Linked DNA regions of Homo sapiens: region 1 is linked to region 2. A link is a contact called in ENCODE Hi-C or POLR2A ChIA-PET data. All regions are on one chromosome and are shown on one strand. Each heading gives the region's core, a stretch centred on a gene start or an enhancer-like site at or near the end of the contact. The rest is flanking DNA. Distances are from core to core; before and after follow the strand shown.

The links. Hi-C counts contacts between places; a loop is a spot of excess contacts on that map. ChIA-PET counts read pairs that join two places held with the same protein, here RNA polymerase II (POLR2A). Pooled maps may share reads with other maps.
Region 1: a map of heart right ventricle shows a loop between it and region 2 (2.6-fold over the local background). The contact joins two enhancer-like sites. A Hi-C loop is called at or near these places in 8 of 168 maps with a recorded cell type or tissue (B cell, CD4-positive, alpha-beta T cell, CD4-positive, alpha-beta memory T cell and 5 more), 3 of 37 single-sample maps with no recorded cell type and 22 of 50 pooled maps. POLR2A ChIA-PET finds 5 or more read pairs at or near these places in 1 of 52 experiments (CD4-positive, alpha-beta memory T cell).

The regions. Positions count from the first base shown.
Region 1 is chr3:30,692,033-30,697,120 of GRCh38, forward strand. It overlaps TGFBR2 (transforming growth factor beta receptor 2), which reads left to right. Exons shown (of 7, transcript NM_003242.6): 7 at 1-2,110. Among named protein-coding and RNA genes, the nearest start is that of TGFBR2, 88 kb to the left of the region's middle. Within about 2 kb of position 1,664, at least 6 of the 41 ENCODE cell types and tissues checked have a DNase peak (open chromatin) inside an H3K27ac peak, as active enhancers do; they include heart right ventricle, where a contact is called at or near this core.
Region 2 is chr3:30,423,339-30,428,423 of GRCh38, forward strand. The region is part of intron 4 of LOC101927995 (a long non-coding RNA gene); the gene reads left to right. All of the region lies in intron 3 of LOC105377013 (a long non-coding RNA gene), which reads right to left. Among named protein-coding and RNA genes, the nearest start is that of LINC01985, 93 kb to the right of the region's middle. Within about 2 kb of position 3,158, at least 6 of the 41 ENCODE cell types and tissues checked have a DNase peak (open chromatin) inside an H3K27ac peak, as active enhancers do; they include heart right ventricle, where a contact is called at or near this core.

The sequences.
Region 1 (5,088 bases), core at 414-2,913, 270 kb after region 2:
CAAGCAGAGAAGGAAGGGACCCATGACAGCATTAGCATTTGACAATCACACATGCAGTGGTTCTCTGACTGTAAAACAGTGAACTTTGCATGAGGAAAGAGGCTCCATGTCTCACAGCCAGCTATGACCACATTGCACTTGCTTTTGCAAAATAATCATTCCCTGCCTAGCACTTCTCTTCTGGCCATGGAACTAAGTACAGTGGCACTGTTTGAGGACCAGTGTTCCCGGGGTTCCTGTGTGCCCTTATTTCTCCTGGACTTTTCATTTAAGCTCCAAGCCCCAAATCTGGGGGGCTAGTTTAGAAACTCTCCCTCAACCTAGTTTAGAAACTCTACCCCATCTTTAATACCTTGAATGTTTTGAACCCCACTTTTTACCTTCATGGGTTGCAGAAAAATCAGAACAGATGTCCCCATCCATGCGATTGCCCCACCATCTACTAATGAAAAATTGTTCTTTTTTTCATCTTTCCCCTGCACTTATGTTACTATTCTCTGCTCCCAGCCTTCATCCTTTTCTAAAAAGGAGCAAATTCTCACTCTAGGCTTTATCGTGTTTACTTTTTCATTACACTTGACTTGATTTTCTAGTTTTCTATACAAACACCAATGGGTTCCATCTTTCTGGGCTCCTGATTGCTCAAGCACAGTTTGGCCTGATGAAGAGGATTTCAACTACACAATACTATCATTGTCAGGACTATGACCTCAGGCACTCTAAACATATGTTTTGTTTGGTCAGCACAGCGTTTCAAAAAGTGAAGCCACTTTATAAATATTTGGAGATTTTGCAGGAAAATCTGGATCCCCAGGTAAGGATAGCAGATGGTTTTCAGTTATCTCCAGTCCACGTTCACAAAATGTGAAGGTGTGGAGACACTTACAAAGCTGCCTCACTTCTCACTGTAAACATTAGCTCTTTCCACTGCCTACCTGGACCCCAGTCTAGGAATTAAATCTGCACCTAACCAAGGTCCCTTGTAAGAAATGTCCATTCAAGCAGTCATTCTCTGGGTATATAATATGATTTTGACTACCTTATCTGGTGTTAAGATTTGAAGTTGGCCTTTTATTGGACTAAAGGGGAACTCCTTTAAGGGTCTCAGTTAGCCCAAGTTTCTTTTGCTTATATGTTAATAGTTTTACCCTCTGCATTGGAGAGAGGAGTGCTTTACTCCAAGAAGCTTTCCTCATGGTTACCGTTCTCTCCATCATGCCAGCCTTCTCAACCTTTGCAGAAATTACTAGAGAGGATTTGAATGTGGGACACAAAGGTCCCATTTGCAGTTAGAAAATTTGTGTCCACAAGGACAAGAACAAAGTATGAGCTTTAAAACTCCATAGGAAACTTGTTAATCAACAAAGAAGTGTTAATGCTGCAAGTAATCTCTTTTTTAAAACTTTTTGAAGCTACTTATTTTCAGCCAAATAGGAATATTAGAGAGGGACTGGTAGTGAGAATATCAGCTCTGTTTGGATGGTGGAAGGTCTCATTTTATTGAGATTTTTAAGATACATGCAAAGGTTTGGAAATAGAACCTCTAGGCACCCTCCTCAGTGTGGGTGGGCTGAGAGTTAAAGACAGTGTGGCTGCAGTAGCATAGAGGCGCCTAGAAATTCCACTTGCACCGTAGGGCATGCTGATACCATCCCAATAGCTGTTGCCCATTGACCTCTAGTGGTGAGTTTCTAGAATACTGGTCCATTCATGAGATATTCAAGATTCAAGAGTATTCTCACTTCTGGGTTATCAGCATAAACTGGAATGTAGTGTCAGAGGATACTGTGGCTTGTTTTGTTTATGTTTTTTTTTCTTATTCAAGAAAAAAGACCAAGGAATAACATTCTGTAGTTCCTAAAAATACTGACTTTTTTCACTACTATACATAAAGGGAAAGTTTTATTCTTTTATGGAACACTTCAGCTGTACTCATGTATTAAAATAGGAATGTGAATGCTATATACTCTTTTTATATCAAAAGTCTCAAGCACTTATTTTTATTCTATGCATTGTTTGTCTTTTACATAAATAAAATGTTTATTAGATTGAATAAAGCAAAATACTCAGGTGAGCATCCTGCCTCCTGTTCCCATTCCTAGTAGCTAAATCCATTTGCCTCATTTGGTTATTTTGCAATTTATGCAGAAAACGTCACCAAGTAAATAATCTCCAACTTTTTCATACTGTCTTTCTCAACTGACAGTCTCACAGTCCTTAAAAAAAAAAAAAAAAAAAAAAAAAAGTCACAGAAGCTCAGTAATATGAGATGAAGCAGATGCTGCTCATGGCCTGCCTGCCATGCTGGCGTCCTGGCATGATGTCCCTCTGAATGCCCAGAAGACCTCTTCCCACAGTCTCAGGAGCTGCCTCTATCCACATGGCTGTTTCTTGCAGGGATTTTCACAGCCAGTGTTTCTACCGCTTCTTCTATTTTCTCTATTCCTCATACTAGCAAGCTGTTGGCTCTCTTCTTGACTCTTGTCATATTCCATGCTTCCCTTTTCTACCCAGATACCACATCCATTTGGTGCTTTTAATTGATTTACATGAATGGTGAGATGAATATGCCTTAGGAAATTGTCTCCTGGTCATTTCTTGTGACAAAGTGCACGAGATTTTCTGCCTGAACTTCATGCTACCTGTTTTGGAATCTGAGAGATTCTGTAGCTTCTTCTTAGTTATCGACTGGGTTCTAAATAGTTAATGTCATAGTGCCTGCACCAGGGTATTTCAACCTTAGCACTGCTGACTTATTTTTGCATTGGATAATTGTGTGTTGGGAGGGAGGGAAGCCGTCCTGTGCACTGTGGGATGTTTAGCAGTATCCCTCGCCTCCACCCACTAGATGCCAGTAGCACCCACCCCACAGCTGTGACAACCAAAAATTTCTCCAGACATTGCCAAATGTCCCCTGAAAGACAAAGTTCCTCTCAGTGGAGAATCACTGAGCTAGATGATGTGGTCCTACTGTGGGCCTTAGTTATAGTCTTGTCTTTATTAGTAGCAATTTTAGTGGTTACTAACTGTAGAGGTTACCTGCTCCTCTATTTGCCAGCTTTGTGATCTGGGCAAATTACTTAACCTCTCCATGCCTCAGTTTCATCATGTGTAAAATGAGATTTTACAAGCCTCATCCTATACAAGATAAAATTGTGGTAAGAAGACACATTAGGCTTTTGAAGATGGGTCTTGAACTTTTTGGAAAGCCTTCACTACATGCTGGCCAGTGTTAAGTTGGTTTAGTATGCCAAGGACTGCTTAGGCAAAGAAGCAGATTTTTAGGTACAAACCTAGAGAGCATTTACAACAGAGGAAAATGGGTACAGTCCCCAGGTCTGCAGGACAGGAAACGTGGGTCCTGTGTGAACACATAATCGGGGGAGAGCGCTCATTCACTGAGTACTCGCTATGCCATCGGATTGAATCCTCCACTAGCTCGGTGAGGTACATACTATGCCCATTTAACAGATGAGGAAACAGATGGTCAGAGAGCTCAGATAAGAAGCCCAGGGTCTCACCATGTAGAATCTGGATGCAGGGCCAAGTTGTCTTGGAACTGGAATTTGGAACACCTGACATGCTTGGTTCTTTATTTCCTGCTGTTTCCTGAGGGAACTGACCTGCCCAAGCAGGACCAAAAGGCTACCCCATGAAGAAAAGCTCTGCTACTGGATCATTGTTCTCATCTCTCTCTGGGTCTCTGCTCAGTGGAGGCAGAAAAGGTGCTTTTCCATTTCTATTGCCTGACTTCCTCTCCATTCACATGGTAAGTGTTGTCTACATGCTTGCTGAGAGAACAACTGGAAGATGAGTGAATGTGTGTAGACTGTGTTTCCTAATGTGTGAAATGTGTACTGGTATCTGAGATGATTTAAGATTGTGCCACCTTTATAAAAATAGATCCACCTTTATTTTAGTGGATCATTAACATACATTAGAAAAAAATCATTAACACAGCCTGGGCTTTCACAAATAATATTGCTTGAAATATGGCTGAGTTTAAAAACTTGAATTGATTATTAAAATACATTAAGTAGACGACACTCATGCATGACAACTACAGGAGGTGTTAATAGGAATAATTGAAGTTAGGGAGCTCTACCCAAGGAGGCAAATTCATATTAATTCCTAACATTTATTGAGTACTTGGTAAGTGCCAAACACTATTCTCTGTTTTACCTTATCTGCTTAAATCCTCTCAACAACCCTGCGAAGTATCTTACCTCCATCTTATAGAGGAGGAAACTGAGGCAGAGAGCAAGGTCTAGCTAAGGGTCGCAATCATTAGCATGAGAATTTGAACTGAAGCAGTTGGACTCCAGGGATCAAACCCCCACCTTGAACACAAGATAAAGCTGGAGTTAGGGGGTAACAACGTGGAGCCTCTGGAGAGCTCAAGGGTTTTTGATTCAACAGTCCAAAATGAGGAGGCAGATGCAGTTAGCACTGGAGAGGAGGGAGTTACCCATGAGGGAACCCAGGGAGGAAAAGTTATTCCTCAAATGCACATGGGCTCCGGGCTGCAGCCCAAGAGCTTCAGCCAAAACAGGAGCCAAGGTCTTCTAACCCCTCTCCCTTCTTCCACGCTTTGTTTTGCTGGGGTTATTTTAGTTCTTGCTACTGCAAGGTCAGGAACATTCCCAACTGGCAATTGGTCTCCAAGTGCCCTCAGCATGGACTCAGTCCCTTGCACCAGTCAGCATCCTTTGAATGCAGTCTATATTTGTGCCCAGGAGTTTCTATTTGTGGTGGCTGTTTTTGTTTTAAGCTCTCTATGCAAATGACACACTAATGGTCTGGTCCTAAGGGAAATTCTGTCTTCAGGTGACAGAGAACTTTTCATTTAAACAAGTGTATCTATCCTTTTTCACTAAAGCCACTACAGTCGGCATCTGCTCATTTTGTTCATTTTCCTCCTGAAATAGGTTAGCTAATCATTGCTTATCACATTTCCAACTAGTTTCTTTTTTTTTACTTGAATAACTATAGCTCCACCCTCTATGGGTTTGGGGCCATGCCTTTCAGGCCTACTTTGCAAACTGTGCTGATAAAAGACAAGATTGTGAACTTGCCCACATTACATGG
Region 2 (5,085 bases), core at 1,908-4,407:
ATCTTTCTGTAATGTCACTGTTAGGAATTGCTATCAGAATTTTTCTGACCTTATGAGTTGAAAAGTGCTCCTTGTTTTTCAGAGTGGGTATAAGACTGATATTTTCTCCGTAAATGTTTGAAAAAAATTACTAGCAAAGCCAGTTGGGTCTCAAGTTTTTTGTTTGGTTTTATTCAGTGTGAATTTGATTACTTTAATAAATATTATTCTATTCAAATGATCTATTTCCTGTATCACTTTGATAGTTTTTCTCAAAACTTTTCTCAATAGATATGAGGTCTAAAATTTACTAAAATAAAATTGTTTATCAAATACTCTTATTTTCTTTTTAATGTCCATAGTATCTGTAATAATGTCTCTCTTACATTCATTATATTGGTAATTTTTCACTTCTCACTACCTTTTTTATGGTCAAAGCGGAATCTGGTCATTTTTAATAATGTTTCCAAATAACCACCTTTTGATTGTTGATAATGTCATGTCTATTATATCTTTATTTTCTACCTCATTAGTTTTATTAACTTTCTTATATTCATTGTTTTCTTCCTTTTACTTTCTTTGGATCTAATTTGCTGCCCTTTATCTAATTATTTGGAGTGGATACCTTAGATCATTAATTTTCAGCCTTTCTTAATTTCTAATACATCTAAACAAGGCTTTAAATTTTCCTCTAAGCAAGACTTTAAGCTCATATTTTAAAAGGTTTGATGTAATATGTTTTCTTTTTCATTGAGCTTAAAATATTTTCTAATTTTCACTATTTTTTGACTCATTGATTCTTTAAACGTGTATTTTTAAATTTTCTGTCACTTGAGAATATCTAGTTAGCTTTTAATAATTCTTTTCTATCTTATTTCTACCCTGAGCAAAATAACCTGCCAGATTTCAATCTTCTCCCATCTCGAGACTTGCTTTACCCTTCCGCATACGATCAAGTTTGCTAAATGTTTCCTGTGTGCTTGAATGTGGATGTTACATTTGCTGGCTACAGTGGTGTGTACATGTCAGTTGGATCAATTAATAAGTCAACTTTTTTATTTTTACTTTTTATTTGTTTGCTCTAATAGTTACTTAGAGGGTTACATTGTTTGTCATCATGATTGTGAAATTTATTTCTCCTTTAAAATTTGTTAACTTTTCCTTTACATATTTTGAGGCTTTATTTTAGATTATACACATTTAGTATTAACATTTTTCTGGTAAATTGGTTCTTATTTATTCATTTTTTGCCAGCCTTATTTAGGCTATAATTTACATATCACACAATTCATCCTTTTAAAATGTAAACTAAAATGGATTTTAGTATATTTACATAATTGCAAAATGTTACTACAATCAATTTTAAAATATTTTAAACCCACTGACATTTGTGGTAACTCTTTGTTCTGCTACCCTAACCTCCAGCATAAGCAACTACTATTCTAATATTTTCTGCATAGATTCGGACATTTTATATAAATGGAATCATACAATATGTGATTTTTTTTTTTACCAGGTTTTTAAACTTAGTATATATTTCAAGATTCATTTATGTTGGGACATATAGTAGTATTTTCTTCCTTTTTTATTACCAAACAGCCATTCATCTTATGGATATTCATTTTTATATACATCCTTCAATTAGTAGACATTTTACTTAATTCTACTTTTATGCTATATGAATAATACTGCTATAAACATTTGTGTACAAGTTTTATGTGGGTATATGTTTTTGTCTGGGTATATTACTAGGAGTGAAATTGCTGGGTATTATAATAACTCCATGTTTAACACTCTAGGAAACTGCCAAACTGTTTGTGCTTATTTGCCATTTGTATATTCTTTGGATAAATGTCTAATCAGAGCCTTTGCTCATTTTTAATTGGGTTATTTCCCTTTTTATTATTGGTTTGTGTGGATTCTTTATAAATACAAGATACATATATATATTGGATATATATGATTTGCAAATAATTTCCCTTATTCTGTGGGTTGTCTTCTCAGATGCTTCATAATGTCCTTTAAAGTGCAAAGTGCTTTTAATTTTCATGAAGTTGAATTCATATGCATTTTTTGGTGTGTGCACTTGGTGTCATATCTAAGAAGGCTTTGCCATGAAGGTATATCATAAAGATATGTTCCTATGTTTTCTTCTATGAGATCTTTCGTTTAGCTCTTACATTTAGGTACATAATTTTAGTTTAGCTCTTACATTTAGGTCTATAATTTATTTGAAGTTAATTTTTGTGTACAGTATAAGGAAGGCATCCAATTTCATTCTTTACATATGGGTATCCAGTTATCCCAGTACTTATTGAAAAAACTTTTTCTTGCAATTAAATTATGTTGAAACTTTGTCAAAAAATTAGTTGACAGCAAATGTCAGGATTTACTTTTGTACTTTCCATTCTTTTACATTGATCTATATGTCTATCCAAATGCTAATACCACATTGTCTTGGTTTTTGTAGCTTTGAAGTAGGTTCTACAATCGGGAACTGTAAATCCTCCAATTTTGTTCTTTTTTTATAAAGCTTGTTTTGGCTATCCTGGTTCTCTTGCACTCTATATGAATTTTAGAATCAACTTATCAATTTCTGAAAAAAAAGTCAGCTATCTGTAATTTTGATAAGTATTGCATTAATTGTGTAGATAAATTTGTGGAGTATTAACACCTTAAAATAATAAATCTTCCAACCCATGAACATAGGTTGTAATATTTAAGTCTTCTCAAATTTCTTTCATCAATGTTTTGCAGTTTTCAGAGTACAAGTTTTGCACTTCTTTTGTTAATTTCATTTCTAAGTATTTATAGCTTTTGAAGCTGTCATAAATGGAATTATATCCTTAATTTCTTTTTCAGATTGTTAATTGCTAGTGTATAGAAATACAATTGGTTTTGCACATTTGTCTTACATCTTGAACATTACTGTGCTCATTTATTAATTCTAATTGTTTCCTTACAAGATCCTGTCTTCTAACAATAGGGTTCAATATTATTACCCAGTCACACCTGGGGTAGAGCTTCTGCCCTGTGAATGGGGGTGGATGGAAGAAGGGAGCCCCAGACTTTTCAGCTGCTCTTGCTTGGAATAGAGCTTCTGCAACACAGATCTGGGGGTGGTAATGAGAAATGCTGTCAGCCTGTCCTTTCTGAGAAGATACCACGGCCCTTGACTGGGAGCTGGGAGGAATGCAAGCTCTGTGTTCTTGGCTGCAACTCCTCTTGGCTGGAGTAGAGCTTCTGTCATGCTCAGCTGGAGAGCGGGGGAAGGGAGCACGTCTTTAGTTCAAATGCCACCTATTTTTACTGTTCTTAATAAGATTTAGAAGATTTTCTTAAATATATATGTCTCCATTTGCTGGATGCCCTTAGACATTTTCCAAAAATTATAGATTTGTGTCATTGTTTTTCCTTTGTTAAAACTTACTAATTTTCACCAGTTACAGTTGTTTCACTGGGCAAAGGATCCTCTGAGCTCCTCATGACATCATTCAAGATGTGACTCTTGTCACTTCTTTTATTACTATAAAATTCCCTCATTATTTCCTGAATCCTAGTTTATTAGATAATAATATAACTACATCAGCTTTTTAAAAATGAGTAGTATTTGCATAATGATCTCTACTCTTTATTTTCAGCCTGCCTCTTTTCTCATATTTAAGGTACATTCATTATAAACAGCATATAACTGGGTTTTGATTTTGAATCAGTTCACAGTCTTTGTTTTCAAATTGGAGTATTTTTTTCTAGTAGTTTCAACATATTTGGGCTCAAATCTACCATAATACTTTGTAATATTTTGTTTAATCTGCTTTCTGTTCTTTATGTCTTCTTTCTTGCCTTCCACCAAAATAATCAAATAAATTGTATTATTTAATTTCCCTCCTTCAATAATATGTTTAGTATAATTTTCTCTATCAACTTTCTGGTGGTATTAGAAATTACCATATGTATCTTTGACTTATCAGAGTCTATATAAATTAGTACTATTTTCCTTTTCTAGACAGTGCAAAACCTTGTATCACTTTAATTGTCATTTATTCTCCTCCAACCTTTTGTACTATTGTTTTCTTGTAATTTAATCCTACATTTATTTTAAACACCACAAGGCAGCATTATTACTGCTTAATATATAGTCAATAGACATTTTCCCAGTGCTTTGGGAGGCCACAGTGGGAGGGTTGCTTGAGGACAGGAGTTCAAGATTAGCCAGGGCAACATAGCCAGGCCCCATCTCTACAAAAAAAATATGAAATAAAAAAATTAGCCATGTGTACTGGTGGGCACCTATAGTCCCAGCTGCTCAGGAGGCTGAGGCAGGAGGATTGCTTGAGCTCACTAATTTGAGGATTGGTGAGCTATCACTGTGCCATTGCACTTGAGCCTGAGCAATAGAGCAAGAATTTGTCTCTTAAAAAAAAATAAACGTTTAAAATTTTCAAAATATTCACCCTTTTCAATGTCTGCCCTTCTATCTGGGGTTATGTTATTCTTCTTGACAGACTTTTCTGTTAAGTTTTTTGCTGTAAGCTAAGCCTGCTACTGAATCAGTCTTCTAGACTTTTTTTTTTTTTACCTAAAAATGTCTTTATTTTATCTTAATTTTTAAAGGGTATTTTCATTTTATATGGAATTCTAGGTTGATAGAGTTTTTGTTTTATCTCAAGACACCATTCTGTTATTTTATGCTTCCATCATTTTGGTTAGAAAGACAGATATCAAAGTTATTCTTGTTTCTTTTTAGGTAGCATGCCTTTGTTTTCTGTCTGCTTCTAAGAAACTATTTTTGCCTTTGTACTTAGCAGTTTTACAATAATGTGCCTATGTATGTCTTATTTTTCATTGATCATCTTGAAGTCACAGCAATTTTTAAATCTGTGTCTTGGTGGTGGTTTACATCATTGTTTTGCCAATATACCTTCAAATACTGCTTCTGTCCCATTTTATCCCTTCTCTTCTTCAGGAACTCAAATTAAACATGTTAGGCATTTTTAATCCTTGACCAAATTTCCTGTTTCAATTATCCATTCTATCCCAAAAGTTAGTGAATTAAAACAACAATCACTTCTTTTAAAACTCACAATTCTGTGAATTAGGAATTTT